Regions from separate parts of the Homo sapiens genome. Here all the other regions are linked to region 2. A link is a contact called in ENCODE Hi-C or POLR2A ChIA-PET data. All regions are on one chromosome and are shown on one strand. The core of a region is the stretch at or near the end of the contact, and the rest is flanking DNA. Distances in the headings are between cores, read along the strand shown. Region 1 holds the start of SLK (STE20 like kinase). Region 2 holds the start of LCOR (ligand dependent nuclear receptor corepressor). Region 3 holds the start of STN1 (STN1 subunit of CST complex). Region 4 holds the start of SFR1 (SWI5 dependent homologous recombination repair protein 1).

Evidence for each region. A loop is a pair of places that touch in the nucleus more often than their neighbours do. ChIA-PET counts read pairs that join two places held with the same protein, here RNA polymerase II (POLR2A). Pooled maps may share reads with other maps.
Region 1: a map of CD8-positive, alpha-beta T cell shows a loop between it and region 2 (12-fold over the local background). The contact joins the promoter of SLK here to the promoter of LCOR in region 2. A Hi-C loop is called at or near these places in 1 of 168 maps with a recorded cell type or tissue (CD8-positive, alpha-beta T cell) and 6 of 50 pooled maps. POLR2A ChIA-PET finds 5 or more read pairs at or near these places in 1 of 52 experiments (GM12878).
Region 3: a map of ascending aorta shows a loop between it and region 2 (11-fold over the local background). The contact joins the promoter of STN1 here to the promoter of LCOR in region 2. A Hi-C loop is called at or near these places in 1 of 168 maps with a recorded cell type or tissue (ascending aorta) and 2 of 50 pooled maps. POLR2A ChIA-PET finds 5 or more read pairs at or near these places in 1 of 52 experiments (activated CD4-positive, alpha-beta T cell).
Region 4: a loop to region 2 is called in a pooled map, with 24 times the contacts of the local background. The contact joins the promoter of SFR1 here to the promoter of LCOR in region 2. A Hi-C loop is called at or near these places in 5 of 50 pooled maps. POLR2A ChIA-PET finds 5 or more read pairs at or near these places in 2 of 52 experiments (CD4-positive, alpha-beta T cell and activated T-cell).

The regions. Positions count from the first base shown.
Region 1 is chr10:103,965,420-103,968,517 of GRCh38, forward strand. SLK (STE20 like kinase) reads left to right here and starts at 1,721. Exons shown (of 19, transcript NM_014720.4): 1 at 1,721-2,476. The coding sequence starts at 2,327. LOC102724351 (a long non-coding RNA gene) reads right to left here and starts at 1,626. Exons shown (of 5, transcript XR_007062282.1): 1 at 362-1,626. RefSeq lists silencers at 1,583-2,042, 2,083-2,132, 2,143-2,242.
Region 2 is chr10:96,830,733-96,833,721 of GRCh38, forward strand. It overlaps LCOR (ligand dependent nuclear receptor corepressor), which reads left to right and starts at 1,566. Exons shown (of 8, transcript NM_001346516.2): 1 at 1,566-1,667; 2 at 2,674-2,747. LOC102723665 (a long non-coding RNA gene) reads right to left here and starts at 1,726. Exons shown (of 1, transcript NR_135921.1): 1 at 1-1,726. RefSeq lists a cis regulatory region at 1-113, silencers at 1,149-1,448, 1,469-1,518, 1,529-2,248, 2,289-2,348, 2,389-2,628 and enhancers at 1,375-2,089, 2,090-2,805, 2,806-2,989.
Region 3 is chr10:103,916,561-103,919,584 of GRCh38, forward strand. It overlaps STN1 (STN1 subunit of CST complex), which reads right to left and starts at 1,624. Exons shown (of 10, transcript NM_024928.5): 1 at 1,540-1,624; 2 at 902-1,096. The coding sequence starts at 1,034. RefSeq lists enhancers at 1,086-1,415, 1,275-1,920, 1,551-1,845 and a silencer at 1,586-1,935.
Region 4 is chr10:104,120,756-104,124,130 of GRCh38, forward strand. SFR1 (SWI5 dependent homologous recombination repair protein 1) reads left to right here and starts at 1,416. Exons shown (of 4, transcript NM_001002759.2): 1 at 1,416-1,441; 2 at 2,210-2,331; 3 at 2,959-3,369. The coding sequence starts at 1,429. RefSeq lists enhancers at 1-678, 162-261, 834-1,497, 892-941 and a silencer at 1,182-1,411.

The DNA.
Region 1 (3,098 bases), core at 471-2,970, 7.1 Mb after region 2:
GTTTTCACAGGTCTATACATTTGTCAAAACATATAAAAGTGCACACTTGCAGCAAACCACCATGGCACGTGTATACCTATGTAACAAACCTGCACGTTCTGCATGTGTATCCCAGAACTTAAAGTATAATTTTAAAAAAAAGCAAACAAGTACTAGCAAAAAAACCAAATGCACACTTTAAATATGTACAGTTTATTGTATATCAATATATTGCAATAACACTTAAAAAAATAGAAGGATCTCAAGGAATTGAATCATCTTAAGCGTCTTACTGGAAGGGGGGTTTTGCTATGCCATTTTGGGGCTGAAGGGCAAAATGACTGGGGGGGCAGACATTATATAAATAGCAATATATACATACATTGTCTCTGCTCCAGATACCGCCATTCATTCATTCATTCACCAGATCTGCCTTCCTATTATATGCCAGGAATGTTGCCGGGTACTTGGATATCTTGATGAACAACAAACCACTGGCCTGAAAGAGCTCCCGTCTGGTGGAGGAGGGGAAGGTAGGTCACCACCTGACGGATTCCAGCCAACGTCCACACTGCCCCACCAGGGAGTGCTGCCCAAGGGGGCTGGAGGCAGATCAGGAAGTGGGGGCCTTAGCTGAGGTGGAGTCACCAAGAGTGACACCAGGTTTACAGTTGTGGAGGTGGCCAGAAGTTAGTTTTACCCTCAAGGGAGTGTCGCAGTCATCAGTTGAGAAGTGGGGGCCCGGCGCGGTGGCTCACGCCAGTACTTTGGGAGGCCGAGGCGGGCGGATCACGAGGTCAGGAGATCGAGACCATCCTGGCTAACACGGTGAAACCCCGTCTCTACTAAAAATACAAAAAAATTAGCGGGGCGTGGTGGCGGGCGCCTGTAGTCCCAGCTACTCGGGAGGCTGAGGCAGGAGAATAGCGTGAAGCCGGGAGGCGGAGCTTGCGGTGAGCCTAGTTCGCGCCACTGCACTCCAGCCTGGGCGACAGATCGAGACTCCGTCTCAAAAAAAAAAAAAAAAAAAAAAAAAGAAAGAAAGAAAAAAAAGAGAAGTGGTCTTAAACAGTTTTTATGTATCTGTGTCTATCTTGCCTGCACACTTAAAACAACAAGAGTAAGAACTAAGATTGAGCGTTTACGGGTGCAGGGGCCGCGCAAAGGGCTTCCATCTATTGTCTCATTCACAACCTTCTGGTAGGGACTATTAGGATCTTCATTTTACGGCGAGGAAACCGAGGCTCGGAGAGGTCACCTGCCCAAGGTCACAGATCTCTCTCTCCAAAGCTCAAGCTCACAACCACCACACAAACTCCCCTCTCACTGTACCTGGGGCCCGTCTGAGAGCGAAAAAGTCCGCTTTCAGGTCCCAACCCTAACAGGTCCGGCTTTCACTCCACAGTTTTTCCCAGATCCAGAATGGAGACAACATCCGCTAGCACAATCAACAGGGTCGTCCCACGGGGGCCGCTCCATCAAGGCCGTGGACTGACAGGATTTGGGGCTTGGAGGGCAAATGAGAAACAATCGTCAGGGACCGAAGAACAAATGCGTCCATCACACCAGCCCCCCGCACCCCGAGCCCCGTGCTCCGCTCACGCGAACCCTCGGGGGCAGCCAGTCTGAGGGACGTAGCGCGCGTGCGCGGGGCCAGAGGGGACGCCCCCACGCGAGCGCGCGGTGAGCAGGGCGCGTGACCGGGCGGGCGCGCAGCCGGGAAAGCGCGCGGGCGCGCTACGGAGTCGGCGTCGGCGCGCGCTCCAGGCCGAGGCTGTGTGGGCTGGGGAGGGAGACAGGCGGCGGCGGCGGCGCCCCAGACCCGAGGGGACGCGCGGGCCTTGCGCCGCGGGAGCGGACGGCGGCGGAGGAGACCCTAGGCTCGCGGCCCGAGGCGGGAGGGCTCGGCTTCTCGACTGCCCGCCTCCGAGGCCGCCGGCCGCTTCTCTCTCCCAGAGTGGCCGCCGCCCCTGGAGACTCGCCGTGACACGGGCCTAAGCCGCCGCCGCGGGAGTCCTGACCGCTCGGACCCGTCGGATCAGGCCGGGTGGGAGCGAGCTTGCGGGCAGGTGCCGCTCCCGGAGGGTGGGCCGGAGGCGAGGCGCCCACCGCGCGGCTCGCGGGCCGGGCTCGGCGGAGGGGCCGCTCGCGCAGCACCCCCACCGCGGGCCGGAGCCCGGGTCGCCGCCCCGCCTTCTCCCGGGACCGCCCGGCCGGAGCTGCGGGGGCCGAGGGACGCCGCGCCCGCCGCCGCCAGCCGGGCTCGCGCGGGAGAGCAGGGAAGAGAAACTTTGCCTTTTATTGTTTTTAGTCCTTAAGTGCAAGGAACTCTGTGTTGGGAGGAAAAATGTCCTTCTTCAATTTCCGTAAGATCTTCAAGTTGGGGAGCGAGAAGAAGAAGAAGCAGTACGAACACGTGAAGAGGGACCTGAACCCCGAAGACTTTTGGGAGATTATAGGAGAACTGGGCGACGGAGCCTTTGGGAAAGTGTACAAGGTAAGAGGGGGAAAACGGGAAGTTGTACTGCGAAGGTAAAACAGCCACTGGCCTGGAGTGGCGGGAGGACTTCTGCTCCCCTGGTCCTTATCCTGTCCTTCTTTTGACTGTTACGGTTCGATGCAACTTTACTTGGCTGATCATCCAAGGAGTAGCTAAGAAGTCGGGTTTACGGTGGAACAAAATGGGGCCTGGATGGAGTTTAAAGAGCGATTGGAAAAGGAGACAGGGTTATAAAGTCTACTCTTTCAAACTTCAAAGGAAATGAGAGTGTTCTTTAATTTATAGGAGGGGTCTGGTTGTGCCCTTCAAGTATTTTAGAATGAGAAACTCATTGCACTTTGCAGTGGATTTGTCTACTGACTGCATTCGCGTGCATGCTTGTACTCCAACAGTTCTGTTTTTAGGGTCCAGTATATATATTTGGTTGTATCTAGAGCTAATACAGAACTAGTTGGGATCAAAGTGATTGCTACTTGCAGTCTCTTCTTGAGTTAGTTGCTTGACAGCATACTATAAAATAGAATGGAATTTCTGACAAAATTTCCAAAAAACCTTCATGTGGTACTAGTTTTAAATATATTTATGGTAAGCATTGACTAGAAGTCAGTATCAGCGCTTA
Region 2 (2,989 bases), core at 316-2,815:
GCGAAAAAAGGAAGTTTCAGGTGATACAAGATGTCCTGCCATCACACCTGAAGGATGGTTGTCCACAGCCATTTTTTAAAATCTCGTATTAGTCCTCTTCCTTCAACACTCAGGACAGTATTATGTACCCAGAAACTCAATACTTCCTGGCGTCTTCATTTGACAATACTCTTAAGCCAATGAAATCCTGTGGGACGTTTGCGAATTTTATAAAGATCAATGTTTTAAGATTGGCGGGGTGGGCTGGGAGTGGTGGGGGGGAAGGTGCCTTCCTACCCTTGCATTTGCATCTCAAGCCACCCGTACCCGAGGCCCACCCAGTCCATCTGTTCATTGGTAGATACACCATTCCGCCATTCCGCCAGTGGCTGGTGCAGAGAACCAGGACCACCACCTTTGAAAAGACCTAAATCAATACTCCAATGGGATCCTGATGTCAAGTATTTAACGACTTTGCTTTACCTACTACAGTAATTAAAATTAAGTCTTCAAACTTAAATTTAAATTTCTAAAAGCAGGAATGCACTGTCCTTAATCTTAAACACCAAAGGTGGGAGAAAGAGGCCAGAATCCTAGGGTACTAGGCCTACTGGTATAGGGCGATCTCTTCTGCTTTTTTCTTTCCACCCCATTTCTTTTCCCTTTCTCCTTTCGTTTCCCATCTTCTCTCTTCTCGTTCTCTTCGAAGTAACAGTGACAAAATTAAGGTGATTCAATTATTCCAAGAGGCTTGCTCATATAAAATATTTCTCTTCAAGCCCTTTCCTGAAATCCCAAATTAAAGCATTTCCAATAGTCTCTGCTTTAAGTATTCCTAGTTAAGTCTACTTTTGGAAATATTAAATATTCTCACTTTGGCACAATATTCCAAAATTCCTTGAGAAGTTCGCCTACGATCAGTCTTGCTAGTAGAAACCTTTTTTTTTTTTTATTTAAAACGCTCGATTTCCACTTTTTACTAGGTTTCCCAATGTTGGCGATGTCTCCCAATGACTTAATAACGTGTATCCACTTCACCTTTGAAAATCTTAGAGGTCAGTGCATCCACCGGCATCCGGGAATTTATTCTTATTTCTGCTTCTTAAACAGGCTCTGGGGAGGAGCAGTTTCGACGGAGAAGTTCATAGCAGCAGTTATTACGGAACTTGCAACAGTTGGTGCCGGGCGATAGGCAGGTTGGAAGTGATAAATGGGGCTGGCGTAAAAAACAAAAAGCCCCGGGGAGGGCGGGGGCAGCCGTGGCCTTGGGGGACAGTGCGAAGGCGGCGCGGGGCCAGCGGGACTGACTTCCGGCTGTGGGAAGGCGCCGTCCCGGGCGGCCAGAGGCGGCGGCAGCCGCGTAGAAGGACGGCGGGATCGCAGCCCGGCGGGCGGCGCGCGGGGCGGGTGAGCGGGCCCAGGCCGCCCCCGGGCCACGCCGGGGCCACGGTGAGGTGAGGCCGGCCCTGCCCCCGCACCGCCCCCGGCAGGAGGCGCGACGCCCGGGCCGCGGGTGCGTGCGCGGCCCCGGGCGACGCGGCTGGGCGTGCGCGGGGCCGCGGCGGAGGCTGGGCCGGGCGGGCGGCAGAAGATGGCGAGGGTGTGTAGGCGGCAGCAATGCTCCGTTGAGAGACGCGGCTTTCGGCAAGAACTGGATTCGTGGCGCCACAAGCTCATTCACTGTGTAGGTGAGACCCTCCGCCGACCGCCGCCGCCCCTCCGGCCGCCCCGCCGCCGGTCGCCCCAGACCAGGGAGGAAGCTGGGGAAGTGGCAATTGCTGCTCCGGCCCGCCCGCCCTCTTTGGCTCGAGCGTCCCCCCTTCCCCCACCCCCCGGAGTGTGAGCGCGCGCGACCTCCAGGCGGGCTCCCCTGCTCGGCCGAGCGCGCGCCGGCCCCTCCCCTCCGCGCGCCTCCCCGGGGCTGGCTCTCGGCGGGAGCGCGGGTTCCTCCCCCTCCCGCTCTCCATCCCCGCCTGCTCGCTCCCCTCCCTCCCCGCTCCCGCCCCTGCTCCCGCTCCAGGCCCGGCGCCCCGGCGCCGCCGCCGGCTTATTGTGGCGACTCGCCTCGCGGCGCTGCCGCTGTACTGGGGGAGGCGCGAGGGGCGCGGGCGTGCTCGGCCCCCACCCGCGCTGTGGCCGCCGCCGTCCTCCTCCTGCGCCACCCCTCCCCCACGCGCGGGGCGCGCCCCCGGGTCTGCGTGCACGCGCGGCGGGCTGCAGGCGGGCGCCCGGCGCTCGGGCGTGTGCGAAGCGTGAGGTGGAGATGGGGGCGGAGGGAGCTGGAGCTGTCACAGTCCCCGGGTGCGCCTGACCGAGCCAAGTGGGGTGTCATGGCCGCGGGGGGCAGCGGCTGCACTTCCTCAGCGGGCGGCGGTGGCCGGGGAGTTAATCCTCGACGCACGGGTCGGTGTGTGCGTATTTGTGTTCGGTGTCGTGCTGCGGGAGGAGGGGGTGGGACCGGGTCCGACCGAGGAGCCCCGGCGGGGGTCGCTCTCGTCCCCTCCCGGGGATTGGCCGGAGCCGCAGCCTCGCCCGAATGCCCCGTCCGCCCCCCGCCTCCCGGACCTTGGGCCGCCCTCGGGTGGCTTTTTCCCTGCGGGCCGGAGGGAGCGCGGACGGGGGCGCCCCGGGAGGGGCCGGGCGGCCGAGCTGCGCCTCTCACACTGTGTGTTTTGTCTGTTTTTCTCTCCCAAGGTCCCGTTTCCCTCTGTGCGGCGGCCGGCGGGACCATAAGGGCTTAACTCATATATTTAACCCCCCTCCAAAAAGTAAGTGGCCCGTGTGGTGTCTCCGCTCCGCCCGCCGCCCCCTAGCCCCAGTCCATCCTTGTGTCTGACTCTCCTGTCCTCCAGCATTGTTACTTCCCCGTCTTTGCTTCGGTGCTGCTGGTGTGTGGGGAGATGCCCTCTCGTCGTCCGCTGTCCCCCACGCCCAGTCCTCGGGGAGGCCCAGAATTCCAGCCCCTTCTCCCCCAGGGGAATATTCTTGGGAACCAGGTCTTTCCCGGCAG
Region 3 (3,024 bases), core at 374-2,873, 7.1 Mb after region 2:
GAGATTCTTGACTACTTCTAACTCATAGTTTGTTATTCAGAAGGACCTTGACTGGAAAGCTTCACTCAAAATAGCAAAGAAAGTTTAACCAAACTTCTCAAATAGCACAGTAAACATGTGGCTATTTGTGAATTATTACACAGCTACGTGAATTATTTAAATCCACCCCAAACTATACTTGTTATATTTTTAGGTAAGATAAGCCTATCTCTAGTAGCCACTATTCTAATACAAAAAAAAAAAAAGAAAATTTAAACTTTACATGTATAATGCCTTGTTGCTTCAACTGCTATTTCTATTTGAGGGCCCACTATATGCCAGGCACTGTTCTAAGCCCTGGGATTACAAAGGTGAACAAGACAGATGATGTTCTTCCTCTCAGGGAGTTTATAATATTTTGATTCTGCTTAATTCAAAAGAAAACAAACCCCCTTTACATATCAGGAATCAAAAGATTCCATTACACAGGGTTAAGCTCCATTTTTACAAAGAAACCCAGACTTTGCAGAAGGTGAGTCACATGCCCGGACCAGGTAAGTGGCACATTTAGGAAAGGAGCCAGGCCTAGGAATATCTGGCCCAGCGATCTCTCCAACAGGAGCAGGGCCAAAGAAAAACAAATGAGCATTTTTAAGCATGAAAGACCCTAAATGGAGGTAAAAACCCCAGTACAAAAGTTACTCCCCCAAACACCTACTAAAAAAAAAAAAAAAAAAAAAAAGATTTAGACTGTTTTTTTTACCTTGCAAATAAATGAACTCATGCGAAGGTCCAGGCTAGGTCCCTTTCAAAGCCTGCAGCAGGGAAGGCTCTCCTAAAAGCCTCTAATCCCAGCTTTCTGAGACTTTGGGAAAGGGTGGCAGATGCAGCCCAGGGCATCCCAGGGTGGCTAGCCACATACCTGGCACCTGGCGGGACTCCTTCATGTCCAGGATATCCCTGATGTAGAGTTTTGCAAAGGCTAGAAACACAGGATCCAAACCCCACAAGAGGGAAGGGGTCTCCTCTTCACACCGGCTGGATCCAGGCTGCATCAAGAGGCAGGGCTGTGGCTTCCAGCTAACTCTGAAAGGTTCTGCATCACTGAGTCAAGCATCTAGATGGGACACAGAAATGAGGATGCAATGCGTTTAACGTGGGTCAAAGTGGCACGGCCCTGACGCTGCTCCCAGGTGGGCGTCCAGGACTCCAGGAGGGGTGAACGCAGGGATCCAGGGCCCTGTCAAACTCCATGCCACGGGGCGTGTTAAGAGGCGTTCCTCACGTCAGGACGCCTGCGTTCCTTACGGCTCTCCCGCTGTTCTCCTTCCCACAAAGCACCAACTTCGGAACGGCTAAACATCAACTTTCACTCTGGGAAGATACGTCTGTACAGGCGTAGCAGAAACCGCTTGGGGTCCCGGGAGGAACGGGCGCCCTCGCAGCCCTGCACGTGTTGGGGCATAGTGGATGGGTCTGACTGTCGCTCTGCCCTAAACTTTCCGCTTTTGGGGATGAGCCAAGAAAAGGAGGAAAAAAGATACTAAAAAATGGACCCACTTGTAGCCCCTCCCGCCGCCTGCAGCTCCAGGAGCCCTGAGACCTGGCCCTTCCGGCGCTCGGAGCCGCTGGCGGCGACGACCCCGCCCGGCGCAGGAGCAGTTGGCTGAGGTCGTCTCTGGAGTTCCGGCCTGAGCCCGCCCCCTGCCCCGCCAGGGACCAACCCCGGTCTCCCCGCCAGCGCATTTCCTTTCTGCTGCAGCGCCTCGCCACGGCTCCGCCCCATCTCTCCCGAAGTCCCGCCTCATCCCACCCAGACCCCACCCATCCCGCCGCGGCCACGCCCCATCCTGCCCGAAGCCCCGCCCCATCCCGCCCGAAGCCCCGCCCCATCCCGCCGCGGCCCAACCATCCGCTAGGCCCCATCCAGCCGAAGTCCAGCCCGTTCCGTGCCCCGCCTCAGCGCAGCGTACTTTTGGTTCAGGCAGCGCTGCAGCCCCGCCTTCGTGCTAGCCTCCACCGCTGAGGCCTAGGAGGCGACCTTGAAATTCCTGCAGTTCTAACGCCGCTCTTCTAGTCACCTTTCACCCCTCCTCCTGCTGGTGGCGGGACCCTGAACCTGGGCCTCCTAGAGGTTGGGTCAGGATCAGACTATTTTTCTTTTTGATTCCTGATATGTAAAACAGATAAAAAGTAAGCAGTGCCACGAGTGCATTGTGGCATATTTTAAATGTTCATTTACAGTTGGTAAGTGACCTGACTCACACACTTAGGACTCTAGTTTCACTTGGAGATGTCAATATCTAAATTTGAGCCCTCGAGTGAATGTGAGGTCTTGACTCTGCCAGAGACTAGCCGTGCAAAATCATGACAATACATTTTGTCTCCTTTACCCTTGTTCGGTCTACAGTCTGGAAGGTTGTACACTTAAGAACTTTGAAAAGCTGGCATTTTGGTAAATCATGGCCACCTTGATGGTGCTTAGTCTCCAGAATTTCTATTTTAAAGTGAGGAAAGATAGCCACGTTCCACTCCCATAAAGAGCTACGTTACCCGAGACGTCAGGAATTCTTCCTAATTTACAGAGACTCTGGAAAATGGCAGGGGAGTACAGATCACCCTGGCAGACCATTCCCGGGGGAGGCAGGTGGTGGCCAAAGAGATAATTGCTAAACTATTTATCAGAGAAGGAACTTGGAGCCGCTGGAATGGAAAGTGTGTGTGTCATTAGACCCATGGCATTTAATTACCTCCCCGGCCATTTAAGAAGCTCAAAAACAAGAGTCCTTGGTAAAATACATTGCCCAGATTCTACTGCAATGAACACTAGGAAATGTAGGGTTTAAGATTTAATTAAGAGAAGACACTGGCTGGGCGCGGTGGCTCACACCTGTAATCCCAACATTTTGTGAGGCCGAGGCGGGCAGATCACGAGGTCAGGAGTTCAAGACCAGGCAGGCCAATATACGGAAACCAACCCCCTCTCTACTAAAAATACAAAAATAGCCAAATGTGGTGGCGTGCGCCTGTAATCCCAGCTACTCG
Region 4 (3,375 bases), core at 166-2,665, 7.3 Mb after region 2:
GGTGCCAGGATTTGAACCTAGACAATTTGACTGTAACGTGTACGCCCCTAATCATTCCCTTAGGTAGTCCTCAGGTTCTGTAATTATTATACCTGACTGCTTAAGACTCAGGTAACTCCCTTTTGGCCACTTCTAAGCCACTACTGTCAGATGTTATTAATAGTAAAGAGACGATATCAATGTTTAAAATGGCCATTCAATAAGAGGACTGAAAACACTGGCCCCTGGAAATTCCCAACTTCCACGTGACTCAGAAGTTACTCAACTCTTTCACTAAACCCAGTGCTCCACCCAATGTAGCTAACTTTGTCGTCGCGTAGCAACAGAACCTCGCCATACTGGAAGCGGGGCGCGGGGGGGGGATTTTCTCGACTGAGGATGCTGCTGCCCGGTAGCCAGCAAGGGCCCTGTCGGTCTCAAACGTGAATTTTGGACCGACACAATCTCATGTAGTGATTGTTCTGCTTCCTGTGTTGCGCCACAACAAATTTCCTTGGGCTACATTTTCCCTCAGATTTGAGTAAAAGATTTGAGGTCACGCTAAGGAGCCTGCATACTGAGGTACAGAAACGGTTTTTTGTTTACAACAACAACAAAAAACCTCGCGACGGGACCGCCGAGTTTGCGGCAGCCAAAAAAGCTAGCGATGAGCTCAGCTAAAGTGCCGGGACTCTCGGATAGATTTCTAACATGTTTGAAATGTGGACCCCAACGCTGGAACCCAACGCTGTTCTTTTGTGGTCTCTGGAACCACCACGCTGGAATAGGCTGGAACCCAACCAACGCTGTTCTTTTGTGGTCTCTGCCTCTGGGGAGTCCACAAGCTGTAAATCTAACATGCAGCCAGCCGTGCGGCTTCTGGCCGCCCCACGTCTGAGTAAAGCCTTCACTGTGACTAGCAGGGAGAGGAGACTGACTGGAGCCAGAGAATGGAGGCGGCGGGCTGGCGGGGGTGGGGAGAGGCACTTTCAGGCGCACTTCACAGACGCACAAAAACAAGGAAGCCTGAAGGGAAGGCGGTTGAAAATAAGGCAACAGAAGCCGCGAACGGAAGCGCGCCCCCCTCAGGATTGGTTTAACATTCCGAAGCTCAGCCTCGCCCGCCCCGAAGACCTGCTGCGGATCGCGGCCGCGCGCGCGCGCACTCACGCTGCTCTCGGGCGCTGGGCGGGGAGAGCCGCGCGCACCGGTTAATTCTGCCAATCATGCGTCTGGGCCTCCCATCGTGTGGGCCAAGCCCCGCCCCAACCACCCGCTGGCGGAGGCGCGCGCGCAGTCCCACCGCTCTGAGTCGCTGAGTGAAGCGGCGCCTCGCGCGTCAGGCAATCTGGCCAATTGCGCATCTTTTCCGCCTACCGCACGGCCCCGCCCCTGCCACAGGATCGATTTACGGCCGCAGGTGCGCGCGCTTTTTTGCTCTCGCTGGGAATGGCGGAGGGAGGTACCCTGCTGAGGGGAAGGGGGGATCCCTGACACCTGGGCTTCCCCGGGAGTCGGCTGTGGAGTCGAGTTGAGCTCCCTTTCCGGGTCTGGGGAACTCAACCTCACCTTATGCCTGGGGTCTCCGGGGAACTAGTGGGCTTTCTGCAACGGGGGGAAGGAGGGGACGACTCCCGCCCCTAGTTTACCCCTCAAAAGTTAATGCCTTTGTCGGAGGAAGCAATTTCAGTCCACTCTCCTTTTCAGTCCCTGTTGGCCGCTTAAACTAAAAGGCTACAGACGGGCTTAAATGCGTCTCCGCTGTGTTTCTTATGCCTCGGGCCGGCAGGGTAACGGGTTCTAGTCACAGCTTGTAGAGTTCAGGATGGGTGACATTCAGGTCCTATTGTTTTTGAGTCAAGGTTTCGGCTATAGCTTCTTGAATTATGAAGCTGTCATAATAAAGAATTCCTGATTATCTAAAGCTGTTATTCTTCCCTACTTCCAAGGCAGAATTTGAATATATTTTGGTGGATGAAACGAAAACAAGGAGAGTCTTGTGACTATGAGATACTAGCTGGTTGATGTATCATGAAAAACTTAGTGGTCCCTATGTGGGAAGGTAAATGGAAAACTGCAAAAAGAGCAAGAATGAATTACAAAGTGAAATTAGAAGAAATATCTGGCTTACTTGTGGATGCTTTGTACACCAATACAATATATTATTTGATAAAAGTCGACTATAGAGAGGTGTGGTTAATTCGATTATTTTATAATTTTTCTTTTTTAGAGAAAAACCAAGATTTCACTTTCAAGATGGAAAGTCCGTCAGACTCAGCTGTGGTTTTACCTAGCACTCCTCAGGCCTCTGCGAATCCATCATCTCCCTATACAAATAGTTCCCGAAAACAAGTATGAAAATCTTTGTTCTTCCAGTGGATCCATTATGTGTTTCTAAGTATTGTGGCAGTGGTGGTTTAAATTCTACGGAAGGTTGTTAATTAACATAATGTGTAGCATAAATAAGTAGACATTTTATTAAATAATTTTGTTTTTCTTCTAAGGTGACATATATGACACCCACCAGCCCCCTTCCATATTTTCCTCTTGAATGAATTCATTTCAGTTAGTTTCAGATTAGGTTATTACAATACTCCAGATGGAGAAAGTTTGCATCTGTGCAATATTATTATGAAGGTCTTTAGTGGCAGAGTCTAGGTCTTTTCCTTACTCTGTAATTCTGAAGCACCTGGAGTACTATCAGGCATGTGCTTGTTACTGAACAAATGTTCCTTGATTACTGGGATAAACTTCTCAACACTTTTGGAAAGGTGTTGATCTTGCTGAAGTAAAAAGGAAATAAAACAAATGGAGCTTCCAGAAATTAAAGTCATTTTGTGATGCCTTCTTTAGATGTGGAGACAGAAAGCCATCTAGTGGTGTCTAGCATAGAAATGGAAGGACTTTATTTCTGGTGATTTATTGACATTAAGAATGTTTTTCTTGATTCACATTTTTAATGTTTTGTGCTCTTTATAGCCTATGAGTGCAACACTTAGAGAAAGATTAAGGAAAACAAGATTTTCATTTAATTCCTCTTACAATGTGGTGAAACGTCTTAAAGTAGAGAGTGAAGAAAATGATCAGACCTTTTCAGAGAAACCAGCATCTTCCACAGAGGAAAACTGTTTGGAATTTCAAGAAAGTTTTAAACATATAGACAGTGAATTTGAAGAAAATACAAATTTGAAAAATACTTTGAAGAATCTCAATGTCTGTGAATCTCAGTCACTTGATTCTGGATCATGCAGTGCTCTCCAAAATGAGTTTGTGAGTGAGAAGCTTCCTAAACAAAGATTAAACGCTGAAAAAGCCAAATTGGTGAAGCAGGTTCAGGAGAAAGAAGACCTTCTTCGGAGGCTAAAACTAGTCAAAATGTATAGATCAAAGGTGAGA